Linked DNA regions of Homo sapiens: region 1 is linked to region 2. Evidence: chromatin contacts called from ENCODE Hi-C or POLR2A ChIA-PET data. All regions are on one chromosome and are shown on one strand. Each heading gives the region's core, a stretch centred on a gene start or an enhancer-like site at or near the end of the contact. The rest is flanking DNA. Distances are from core to core; before and after follow the strand shown. Region 1 holds the start of SLC1A7 (solute carrier family 1 member 7). Region 2 holds the start of TUT4 (terminal uridylyl transferase 4).

The links. Hi-C counts contacts between places; a loop is a spot of excess contacts on that map. ChIA-PET counts read pairs that join two places held with the same protein, here RNA polymerase II (POLR2A).
Region 1: a map of HepG2 shows a loop between it and region 2 (5-fold over the local background). The contact joins the promoter of SLC1A7 here to the promoter of TUT4 in region 2. A Hi-C loop is called at or near these places in 1 of 168 maps with a recorded cell type or tissue (HepG2). POLR2A ChIA-PET finds 5 or more read pairs at or near these places in 2 of 52 experiments (BJ and WTC11).

Annotation. Positions count from the first base shown.
Region 1 is chr1:53,139,465-53,145,390 of GRCh38, forward strand. It overlaps SLC1A7 (solute carrier family 1 member 7), which reads right to left and starts at 3,174. Exons shown (of 11, transcript NM_006671.6): 1 at 2,851-3,174. The coding sequence starts at 2,985.
Region 2 is chr1:52,550,478-52,556,563 of GRCh38, forward strand. TUT4 (terminal uridylyl transferase 4) reads right to left here and starts at 2,615. Exons shown (of 30, transcript NM_001009881.3): 1 at 2,454-2,615. It overlaps LOC105378723 (a long non-coding RNA gene), which reads left to right. Exons shown (of 4, transcript XR_007066083.1): 2 at 203-327; 3 at 880-929; 4 at 1,764-2,360. RefSeq lists silencers at 2,228-2,557, 2,628-2,757, 2,798-2,907, 2,918-3,317.

The sequences.
Region 1 (5,926 bases), core at 1,924-4,423, 590 kb after region 2:
CTTCTCTGGTTCCTTGGGGCAGGCAGTGGGTGGAGATGGGTGGATGAGTCCCCCAACTGAATTGGAAGGTCCCTAGGGGTCTAACTGCTCTGGTTACAAAACTCCAAACCATGCCCAGGCTTTCAACCCCAGCCTCACCCTGCCTAGTGCAGCATCTTGCTCTGTTACGTTCTGGAGTCTGCAAGACAAACTGACTTGGTATCAACTTCCACAGACTAAGATTCCAGCTTTCTGTGAATGAGGTCATCAGCTCCACCCACCTCCATATTATCTAATTTGTTGTAGCCTCTCTATTTCTTTTTCTCAACTGTCTCCTTTTATATTCTCTTTATTCTTGGTGGTTTTACCTTTTAAAAATCCCATTACTAAAATGTTAGTGGAATTCTAGGAAGGAGGGAAAAAAATGGATACACCTGTGATTCACCATGGTTTAACTGGAAGTCTCAAAATGCTCAGTATTTTTAAATGAGACACTCATACACCAAGATAAAATCCTGTGATTTTATCAAGGATAAAAGTTCTTTTTCACAAATAGAACATTCTACCATTTTCCATATTGTTTATGATTTTTGCCTGTTGCATAAGCTTACAAAACAAGAAGTGTTTAGTTTCTGAGTCACAGGCAAAGAGATCAAACAGAGAAATCCCAGATTTCAAAGTAAGATGCTGAGAAAGCCAGTTTCTGCCAAATAATTGTTCTAAGCCTCTACATCCTTCCTTCAATTTATCTGGCAGGTTAATCCAGACTGGAATACATTTGCATTTCCAAACAGATGGGAAAGGCAGCTTTGGCAAAGTAGGCCCCAGATGAGTTTGGCTTTTAATAATAGGCATTCCAATTTGTTTTCACAAAATAATCTTCCTGCAGGAGATATATTTTTGTTGCTGAGGAAAATTAAAGAGAACAGATTGCAGATTTTTTTGTTCCATTGCCAGTTTAATGCAGCAGATAGTTGAGCGTTCTCTCTGTGCCTGACACAGGGCTAGGCTCACGTTTTGGTTAAAAAAAAAAACAAACCCATATGTTGTTCAGCAATATGCAGCTTGGTGGGAGAAAGAGACACCCATATAACCAGCTCTGAAGCCAGGCAGCCAGCAGCGGGGTTACAGTTACTTTCATCAGCTATGGATGATGAGATGGTTCCTGATGTAGATAGGACTTTAACAGGTACATAAGGGAGGGAGGGGGAAGTAACACGTAGTAAGCACCTACTGTATGCTGGGCATTGATGAATCCTTGGTTTATTCCTCATAATAATTCTAGTAGACATATACTGCCCCACATCCCATTTTACAGACAAGGAAACTGAGGCCCAGGGAGGAGAGAGGATATTGCCTAGCCATTTGCTAGCAGAGTCAAAGTTCAGGGTTTCTCTGCCTCCAGAGTCCATGCTTCTTCCTAAATAACTGCTCGAGGCTTAACAGGGTCACTATAGTCGTGGCTCAGTTCTCCAGGAGTGGGTGTTTTCCTTTTAATGGAAGACAAAGTCTAATGCCTGACCCCAGTTGTAGAGATGGCATTAGACATTAGTGAGCTGCGGGAAGAGGACTTTCTGGGAATAGGGACTCTTCCAGGAGCCCATTGACAAAGCCTCTCTCCTTGACCACACTTTAGACAGGCTCCTCTGAGCCCTCTTTTCCACTGGGCTTTGTCCTTGGGCCTTGTCTTCAGCCTGCATAGTCCAGCTGTAGCAAAAGTCCTGCCAAGTCAGTTTAGTGAGGATCCCTCACCCTCCAGCATCCTGATACTGGATCAAATTCCTCATCCCAGATCAATGTCTGATCACCCTGGCCTGCCTTCAACAAGAATCCCCCTACCCTGATGTCTCCTGTAGTCATTTTCTGTCCCCGACCCCCTCCCTCTGCTCGCTGGCTATAAATCTCCAGCCATCTTTGTTGTATTTGTGGTTGGGTCCCATCTCTCTCCCCAGGAGGTCTTGATAACTACCCCCCTACCACAATAGTCCTGAATAGAGCCTTCCTTACCAGTTTAACTAGTGGCAGAATGATTTTGTCCTTAACACCATGGGAATGTCCCTCCCTCTCCTGTAGGAGATGGGGGCTGACAGGGAAAGGGGCTCTTTCCCAGGAAACGCAGCTTCTTCATGGCAGTTACACAGGCTGGAAACCCGGGGCCTGGCTCCCCTTCCTGTCCCCCAGCCCACATCCAATCGGCCCCCACATCCTGAAGCTCCCCCTTTTGAAAACAGTTCTCACGTCTGTCCCTTTTGTCTGCACTGCCGCATCTCCCCCAGGCTGCCCCTTCTCGGCCCCCTGCCTGCCCCAGAATCACCCCCTCTCCACTCAGCACCTGAGGGGTCTCCCAAGCTCCAAACTGGCCTGTCGCTCTTCTGCCCAAAAGCATCTCATGGTTGCCGCAAGCCCACGTGTGGCGATGGGACCTATGGGCCTGCTGGCCTCTGCGCTCCGGCCGCTGCACCTGGCATCTGCTGTCACCTCTGCCTAGAGCACGCTTCCTGGATCTCTTGTCATTTGAGCAGCCTTTAGGAGGTGTTCTCTGGTGCCTGTTTGAACTCACACAAGACCCCCCTCTTTCCCCGCCACAGCTCTTGGCCCTGTGTTTGTCATCATGAGGCACCCTCGCCTCTCCTCACCTGATGGTGCTGGGTTTGTAATCACTCCCCAGCCACATCACTGGTTCTTCCCTCTAGTCCTGCAAAGTGTTTATCACACCCATGTTACAGATGAGAAAACCAGGACCCAGAGAGGCAGAGGGATTCACACACTGTCATGGCACCAGGGAGCTGTGATGCTAGAACGGGACCCCAGATCCCTCAGGCCCACACGCCCCTCCTGGACAGGGGTCCCGAGATGCTCTGGGTGGCTGACCTGTGGTGAGAGGCGCCGGGTCCTCAAGAAGAAGCCGAGGAGGCAGCCCACGATGACAGACAGCACAGACAGGATGAGGAGTCCATTCCGCCTGCACACGTCCCTCCCCCGTGCCAAGATGGCATGCGGCACCATGGTGAGCCTGGCCTGCTGGCAAGGGGCACAGCACCATTCCACGCATGAGAGCCCGGCCGGGGGCACAGGGTCTGGGCTGAGGGCTCTAGCCCCTCAGCAGGCAGGTGGTCGGAGTTGCTAAACACCAGTCGCCAGCCCCACGGCCATGCCCGTGTGGCCGCCTTAGAGGGAAGCCACAATCCTATTACCAGCTGCATCATTAGGAGCTGGGAGCAGATTAGGGCCTGGGAAATTAGAGCAGACCACGTGGTCTAGGAGTTCAGGCCTCAAAGCCAAGCGTTCCTCTTAAACAGTTGAGTGGACCAGGTACTGGAAGGAACAAGAGGAACATTTGCTTGGTTGGTTTGATCTTTACCCCTGCTTCCTTCCAGAAAGAATCAAAAACAAGACAGTAAGATATCAGTTTCCCTCAACATTAATTAAGCATTTACTATGCACCAGGTGCCATTCTAGAAGAGTGTTACATGTACTGGCATATTTAATCCTAACACCAATCCCAAGAAATAAGTACTATTAATATCACCATTTTACAGATAAAGAAACTGAGGTGGGTGGGTGCATGTGCTGCGGGCCAGGCCTGTGCTGGCTGCCTTAGCTATGCCAATCATAGGGAATTGTCCCAAAGATCCCAGGGTTCCCACCTTCATTTTTCAGAAAGGGAGGCTGAGACCCCAGAAGCCAGTCCCTTGGCCATGGTCACAGAGGTCAGAAGTCAGGGCTAGGCCAGTCTGTTTCCACCACATGAACAGGCAGATAGGTTCAAGGGTGCTTGGCAGTATTGTGGGGAATGTAGATTCGAGTCCAGGGGACCTGAGTTCAAAGGTGGGCTGTGCCACTCACCGGGAAATGGGACGTAGATGCTTCAGGGCTGTTTCAAGCCTGGTGCTGGGCACCCTGCAGGCTCTCTGGGCCTATTATTTTTTAAAGATGACAGAGCCCAAGAGACCCACATTCGGGTCCCAGCTCTGCCACTTACTAGCTGTGTGACCTCAGACAAGCATTTCATCTCACTGTGCCTCAGTTTCTCCATCTGTAAAATAGAGATGATAACAGCATCTACTTTGTTAGGGCTGGTACAAAATTCCACCCAGAGGGTATTTGGAAACGCAGTGTGAACCCTGGTGTGCTGAACAGGGGAACGGACTCTTAGGGTCATTATCACACTTAGTGCTTTGGAGAATAGGTGTCTTTTTGCTATTTCTTGTGGCCTGGCCTGCCCTGCCCTGTAAAGCCTGGGGGAATTAACCCTCGTCTATTTCACCAGAGATCTGTAATCTCATTAGGAGCAGTCAGGCAGCAGGCAGCAGGGAATGGGAAGTGCAGTCTGCAGTGAGGGTGGGAGGTAAAGGGTGGGGTGCACACAGGGGCTTCCTCCTCCTGACATAGGAGACAGGGGCAGAGGATGAAGAGGACGGGCCAAGTGGGGCATAGGGGAGAGGTGGGGAGAGGGGACTGGGGCACAGGCTCTGAAGCCATGGACAGAGCTCCTGACTGAGAAGATTCTGATCCCAATTTAATCAGCTCTGTGACCTTGCCGTCTCTGGGTATCAGTCTTGTCCTTTTTAGAATGAGAGAAATGGGCCCAGGTACCTTTGTCAAAGGAACTTCATTTCAACAAACCAATCTTCCAAAGCCCCTGCTCTTTGCAGTAGCTTGGGGTGGGGGGTGGGGGTGAATACAAGTCTGAGAGTTTTTTTTCCTCTGACTTTGACTCTTAAAACCAAAAGTTTCTTGCTACACCTTCAACTCCAACAAATGCCTCATTTTCCAAATAATCAGGTGGTTAGTTACTTCCCAGAAGAGAAAATATGCTAAGTAGGTATTTGGATTTGGGTTTTGATCAACTCCTGGGCTCAAACAATCCTCCCATCTTGGCCTCCTAACGTGTTGGGACTGCAGGCATGAGCCACCACACCCAGCCCAGACCTGGCCTTTAGCTGTGCCATGATATAGGTGAGTCTTGCTTTCTACCACAGCTCCATGACTCCCATTCCCAGGACGTGCCCTATAGCCACCACTGACTCCTCTCTCCCACAGGCTGAGCCTACCACTACCTGCCTACCAGACTACAGCCATTCTTTCCACTGTTCCTACGGTCTTCAACAGGAGAATTTCAACTCACTCTAGCAAATGTTCTTATAGCACCATTTAGTGTGCCACACCCCCTGGGTACTAGAAACACAACAGTGAATCAGACAGTACCTGCCCTGCCTTCAGGAAGCTTATAAGAAAGTGGAGAGACCCCAAGAACGGACTAATTCACACTAAAGTGTAAGTGACTGATAATGAGTTTACTAAGAATATTTGCAAATCAAATCAAGTCTCCTGGGTCAGAACCCTATAATAGTTCACCATTGACAAAGAATCAACTGCCTTTTACAATGTCACTAGATGTGCAAGACAATTTTTCCATAATTACATCAAAAGGAAGTTTGGGAAATGCTGGACGAAACAAAAAGTTAAGCACGTTATTTCCTCTGAGACAGCTCAAAGTCAGACTGCTAGAGTTAAAACCTCAGCTCTACCTTCAACCAGCTGTGTGACCTTGGGAACATTTCTTAACTTCCCTGTAAAATGGGGATAATGCAACAGTACCTAGATCATAGGGTTTTGATGTGGGTCATACAGTGCTGCATGCGCCATGGTTAGAGCGTGGCCCAGTGCCTTGCAGATAGCCCCAGGTAGTTACTATGAAAGTCTTTACAGTAGCGGCTGTGTCGGAGGAAGTCACCAAGTGGAGAATAGAGAATCCCACCCCTCCTCTGGAGCAGAGAACTCCCTGGGCCTGGTGTTTGGAGAACACGCCTGGGAAACCCCGGTCTGCAGCATCGAGTCTATGCTCCCCTGCAAGGCACTTTCACCCTTTTCCTCACCCTTTCAGCATTACCTCCTACTCCTTCCGTCACCCCTCCAGCTCCTATGACACCAAACCACTGCAGGG
Region 2 (6,086 bases), core at 1,365-3,864:
ATTAACAGGTAAGTATTGCTTTTTTTTTTTTTTTTTTTTGTTTAAGACAGGGTCTTACTCTGTCGCCCAGGCTGGAGTACAGTGGCGCAACTGTGCCTCACTGCAACCTTGAACTCTGGGCTCAGGCAAACCTCCTACCTCAGCTTCTGGGACTACAGACGCACACCACCACGCCCAGCTAATTTCTTTTATTTTTTGGCAGTGACAAAGTCTCACTATGCTGCTCAGACTGATATCAAACTCCTACGCTCAAGCAATCCTCTCGCCTCCACTTCCCAAAGTGCTGAGATTACAGGCGTGAGTGAGCCACCTGGCCAGGCCCTACAGGTAAGTGTTGGTTATTTTGTTTCTCTGAAACTAGAAACTTTAACAGTGAATAAATTCAAACACCTTTCTTGATCAACAGATCCTGATTTGACATTCTGTAGAGAACACAACATAATTAATGGTACTTATTTTTATGTCAAGATTAACTTTGAGATAAAAAAGAATTCTAATTACTTACTCTAAAATGAATCTGCTGAGAGCTAATAAAAATTCTCTTTAAACAGCTCTTTGTTAATCAGAGAAATTTATAATTATACATTTTGATTCTAAAAGGTCTAAAATTAAAATGTAGACACTGTACTGTTCTAGCTCCAGCAACTAAAAATAAATGTAATTTTAGGTGTCACTTAGAATTTATAAACTTGAACTTATATGCATGACAATATTTGTTAATTTATCTGTACTAACAACTTGGCCTATGACAATGAAAATACTTTAAATTTCTTTTCTGTATTTAAATGTTTGCTGGATTTAAAACATCAAATGTCATTAACTTTCACTTCCATTTCTGAATTATTTTAAGAAAACTTCATTTTTCATTTTCCACACTAGCCAAGTGAAAAACTGCAAGCAGCAGAAAAATTTATCTAAGAGTTTTAAAAGTAAGTTTCTTTTGTTTATATTAAATATAAATATTTTTAAAGCATAAAACGACTTAAAATTCTTATCTTCCCCAAAGTATATGGTTTCTAAGAAGCAATCTTTAAAAATTTGTTTATAAAAGCAACATAGCACACTAGACACTAATGAGTTATCTTAAGCACAGCTTTTTAAGAGAATCAATATTTCATTTTACCAGTTGTGACTAATCAGTACTACGATGCAGTGTAGTGACATACATGAGTTCTAAGCCTAAAGAAAATTTCAGCGCGCTCGCGCGCGCACACACACACATACACACACACACACAAAGTCGGCTTTTCTTTTTAAACCATCCCACAATTCAACACCTCTCGGTGGTATTCTCTGAATTATCATATCTGGCTGGGATTATCCAATTTTATTAGCTAACAGTTCTCATTACTTTAAAAACAGAAACAGGATATGTTCTGTTTCATCAAGTGCTACAAACATTTCGCTGCTGTAAGACTGGAGGGAAAAAATCTTTGGAAATAAAAGGCCATCTGATCCACTCGGGCTAATTACTAAATGCATGCCAACAATACACAATTCGAATTGCATTTCTGGACACAATTTAAGATCACGATAGGGCAGGTCAAATGTGTAAGGAACTACTACTTCTATCAAAATGAAGAAGCAGATATACGGTATCTAAGATCTCACGCAAAATTCATCTAAGACTTCGAAATCTTCTGAAAAGAAAATGTGTAATCAACGTTGTTAATACAACAGTAATTCATCCCATTCAAGTACGACTAGAAATCCCGCTGATGTGCTTCTTTCAGGTCTAAACATCTCATTCTTTCGCAATCCAGATACCAACAGGAGTCTGAAACCCTTCGCAGAGGCGTGCAACACACTAGGAGAGCGCTATCTGTTTACAAATACGAATCTCAGTTACCCACGTCAAAACCGCGCATTACCACCTTTCGACTGGGGGGCGGGGGAGAGAGAAGGCGGGCGAGCAAGAAACAAAATCCACACAGACACCTCTGCCTTCTCCCTACAAGGACGAGCCCGGGGAAACATTCAGTATGTATTATATGCGTGTATACATTTATATACATTATGTAGTCACCTATGTCTAAGCAAGGGTGAAAGAAAAAGGTACACATGACAGGGAATCGTAACTGGACCCAACAGAAATGTTCAAACCAATCCCGTTAACTCAAAATCCGCCCCGCTGGTCTACAACAGGTTTCGGTCCGGGACCGGGAGCCCCAGCCACAGTGTGGAGTTCGTCCCCAAAGCGCCCCAATGCCCTCCTCAGGCCGCCCAGGCCGCCGTCCCCACCTCCCTTATCTCAGCCTTCCCCTGGGACACCCGAAGCCCGTTCCAGGAAAGAAAGAAGTGTCAGGCCCCCAGGGGGCGGCTGAGACGCTCTCAGGCCAGGCCCCCGACACCTGCGAAGCGCGGCACCTGGGGAGGGCGAACCGGGGGCCGCCCGGCCTTCCCGAGCACACCCCCTCGGTACCCGACGCTGCCCCGCGGCCGGAACCTCGTACCTGCGAGGCCCGCGAGCTACAGGCGCGCGCGACGCCTCCTCATCTCAGTGGCTCCTGCTCTCCCTCCGCCTCCTGCTGCCGCCGCCGTCGCCGCTGCCGCCGCTGGAGGCCGGGACACGACTAGCTCAGGACTCCACCGCCATGTCCGCCGCGCCGCGAACTGCATTGTGGGGGGGAAGGGATGGGGAGGGGGAGGAGGAGGGAGAGGGAGAGGGAGAGAAAGAGGAGGACCCGCTGAGGGGAGGGGGCGAGGGAGAGCGGTTGCCGGGGGAGAGGGGGAGGGGAGAGGACAGAGCCTGTAATGGGGTCCTGGCCCGGGAGAGGAGGAGCTACGCGCAGAGGGAAGGGTTCAGGGGTGCCCCCTCCCTTCGTTCGGGGGGCCCCACAGGCACCGTTTACACCGGGGCGGGGGAGGGGGGAAACAGCACTGGGGGGAGGGGTCTCGTGGTGGCCGCGAAGAAACAATGGGGAGAAGGCCGAGGTAGGAGGATCGCGCACTCACACCCACGCGGAGGGAAGGGAGCGCGCGAGAGACACTCGTTAGCTCGCGAGGAGGGGGCGGGCCGCTGGCAGAGGGGAGGAGGGAGCCACCCGGGGCTCGCGGGCAGGGGCGGGGCCGCCGAGCGGAGGTCGCGAGGTCCCGCAGCCCGCCTGGGCGCCGCGGGTTAGCCGCGCTGATTCGCCCGCTTGCCGGAGTGGGTGGGGGTGGCGGGCGCCCCAGTGCTGCCCCAGTCTGGTTCCTAGTCTCTGCCGAGGCCCCCGAGCTGGAAGCCGAGCCCGAGGGCCGCCTCGGCGCCTCGCTCCCAAGGCTGCTCCCCCTGGGGAGGAAGGCCGGCCTGGAATGGGTACCCTCTGGCCTGGCACTCGGACTGGGCGTGGCCCGAGCCTCGGCGGACCCTCGGAAGCCCAAGCGGGCTTCGGAGCAACGGTAGGGAGCGGGGCAGAGGAAGCCGCCAGGGTCGACCCCCACCCACTCACCACGGCCTCCAGCCCACCGCAGCTGGACCTTTTTTCCTTTGAAAAGGCAGGCAGTTCAGGAATGAAGGAGCTCGAAGAGAAATCTCTGGAGCACTCCATCTCCCACCCCCAAAAGAGGTTTTAGAAATCATTTCTTTAGCTGCAGGCGGGCATAAAACCATCTACCATCAATGGGCCCCCTCATCCCCTTGCTTTTAACGTATTACATTCCTCTACATAATTATTTAAAGTCACGGGCGGAACGGACTTAAGGTTTTGTTAGTTTTGTTTTTTGTTGTTTTTTTTTAAGACCCCAGCCTCAGAGATTATTTAGCCAATCTCTGACCTCAAAGCTGGACAAAGCACACAACCTCTGTGCTCTGTGCCCAGTCCTTTGAGTTTGACACATGCTAGGCAGGAAAAAGGTATGAAAAGAGTGGACGTAGAGGTGAAGGGAAGATGTTAAATCTTAAGTATTTACAAGATAGTGCCTTATAAATTTTCTTATAATGTGACTCAGGCTGGGACTGGTTAGAGGTCACAGAGGGACGCTCCACTTCACGATAGCCCTGTGAGTTACGTACTGTTGCTCTCATTTACGGATGAAAAAACTAGGGTTCAGAGTTAGTGCATTTTACCCCAATCTGGCTGATGCTACAAGGCCCAGGTATAATGGATAGAGGACTGGATTTCAAGTCAAAAGAGCCCTACCTGGTTTTGGCGTTTATCAACATGATGCCTTTGAGCAAATGTACCCTCTTGAGTTTCCTCATCTGCAAATTCTTAATCTGTATCCCTGCTTCGCTTGACTAGCCTGGAAACAAAGAAAAAATCCCTACTTCACCCGGCTGAAAGCCTAAAGCCTATAGAGACACTAAGAAGATACCGACATGCCCTTCAATTCAGTGATAGCAGTGTCCTTAGAACAAGTTCAATTGAGTAAACATTTCCTAATTACTTAAGAGCAAAGCGTTGTTAGGTGCCTAGGGAAACAAAGACAAATCATTGCTTCCTGTCTCCAAAAAGTTCCCCATTGAGCAAGCAGGTGAGCTACAATAAAAGCAACAGGTCTTATTAACAAAGGGCTGGGCAAATCCAGAGGAGAGTGTGATAAATTCCACTTTGGTGAGACTTCCGTGGAAGAACTAAAAGCTGGACCTTGAAGATCTGTCTGCTGTGTGCCAGACACATGTCTGTGATTCAGAGGGCAGCATTGACTCTGGAGTGTGCAGAAGATAATGAATCTGGAAAAGAAAACTGGGGCCAGACTGAAAATTTCAGTGCCTCTCTGCCCTTATCCCCTCCAGATACTCTCTTCTACTACCTTGCTTATTCCCCAAGACCCAGCTCAACCTCTACCTTCTTTATTAAATCTTCCTGATTACCACCCCTCCTCTGCACTCCACTGAATGTGATCCCTCTATTCTCTGAATTCCGTGACCCCAATAGATTGTACACTTCAGCACAGATACTTACAAGGTATTCCTTCTGATACCTACATAGTTGTCGAGTTGAAAATTTTGACAACTATAATTTTATCATCACAGCTAGAGCAAGTATGGTTCTGACACAAAGAATAAGGAAATTTATGGAGTATAAGGTTTAATTCATGCCCAGGGTCATACAGTAAGTCACAGGCTGGACTAGAATACCAGCCCTGTATTCTTCCCATTGAACCACAGGTTTTTGAGATATAAAATGGTAAATGTCTGATTTCTATGTAAAAATCCTCTGAGGACTTAAACTTTCAAGGGAAATCTCATGATTGTGGTTAAGCCTCCAGTCTGGAAGTTCTGAAAACTTAGTTTCATCCAAACCCAGGTGAAAATAACTTGCAGTAAAAATCTTATTTCATTGTATCTCATGAGGAATATAATTACTCAGTGGATCAATATTCATATTCTGTTGTCTTCCTAGGTGAATAAGAAAACTTAGTAAAAAACTAATAATATTGAATGAAAAGGTGACTTGGTAAGTAAAATTATAACAAGAAAGGTGCCTAGTCCCAGCACTTTGGGAGGCCGAGGTGGGCAGATCACTTGAGGTCAGGAGTTCAAGACCAGCCTGGGCAACATGGTGAAACCCCATCTCTACTAAAAATACAAAAATTAGCCAGGCATGGTGGTGGGTGCCTGTAATCCCAGCTACTCAGGAGGTTGAGGCAGGAGAATCGCTTGAACCCGGGAGGCAGAGGTTGCAGTGAGCCGAGATCATGCCTCTGCACTCCAGTCTGGGTGACAGAACAGGACTCCATTTCAAGAAAAAAGAAAGGTGCCTAAGTCTGTTCAAACCAAGTTTTGCTGTTTGATCATAAAGGGCCCTGTATGCCACTGGAAAAAAAGCAGGCTTTATATTATAGTTATTGGGGAATCACTGATCACTTGTAAGCAGAGATAAATACAATCAGACCTGCTAAGCTGTTTCTCTGAGCCCCATTTTTTTTTTTCCTGTGTACTTGATTTCTCCAAGGAGAGAGACTATAGGCCCTGGGTGATAATGATCTCTAGTGAAAAACAGTGCATCACCCCCATGATGTGGTCCTAACCAAGTCTCCTTTACCTTTGTATTTTCAGCACCCAGCATAATCCTGACACATATAGAAAGCACTCAGAAATTGCTTGTTGACACTCTAAATTGTCTATAAAGCATAAGATATGGTCAGTGTCTAAAATTTTT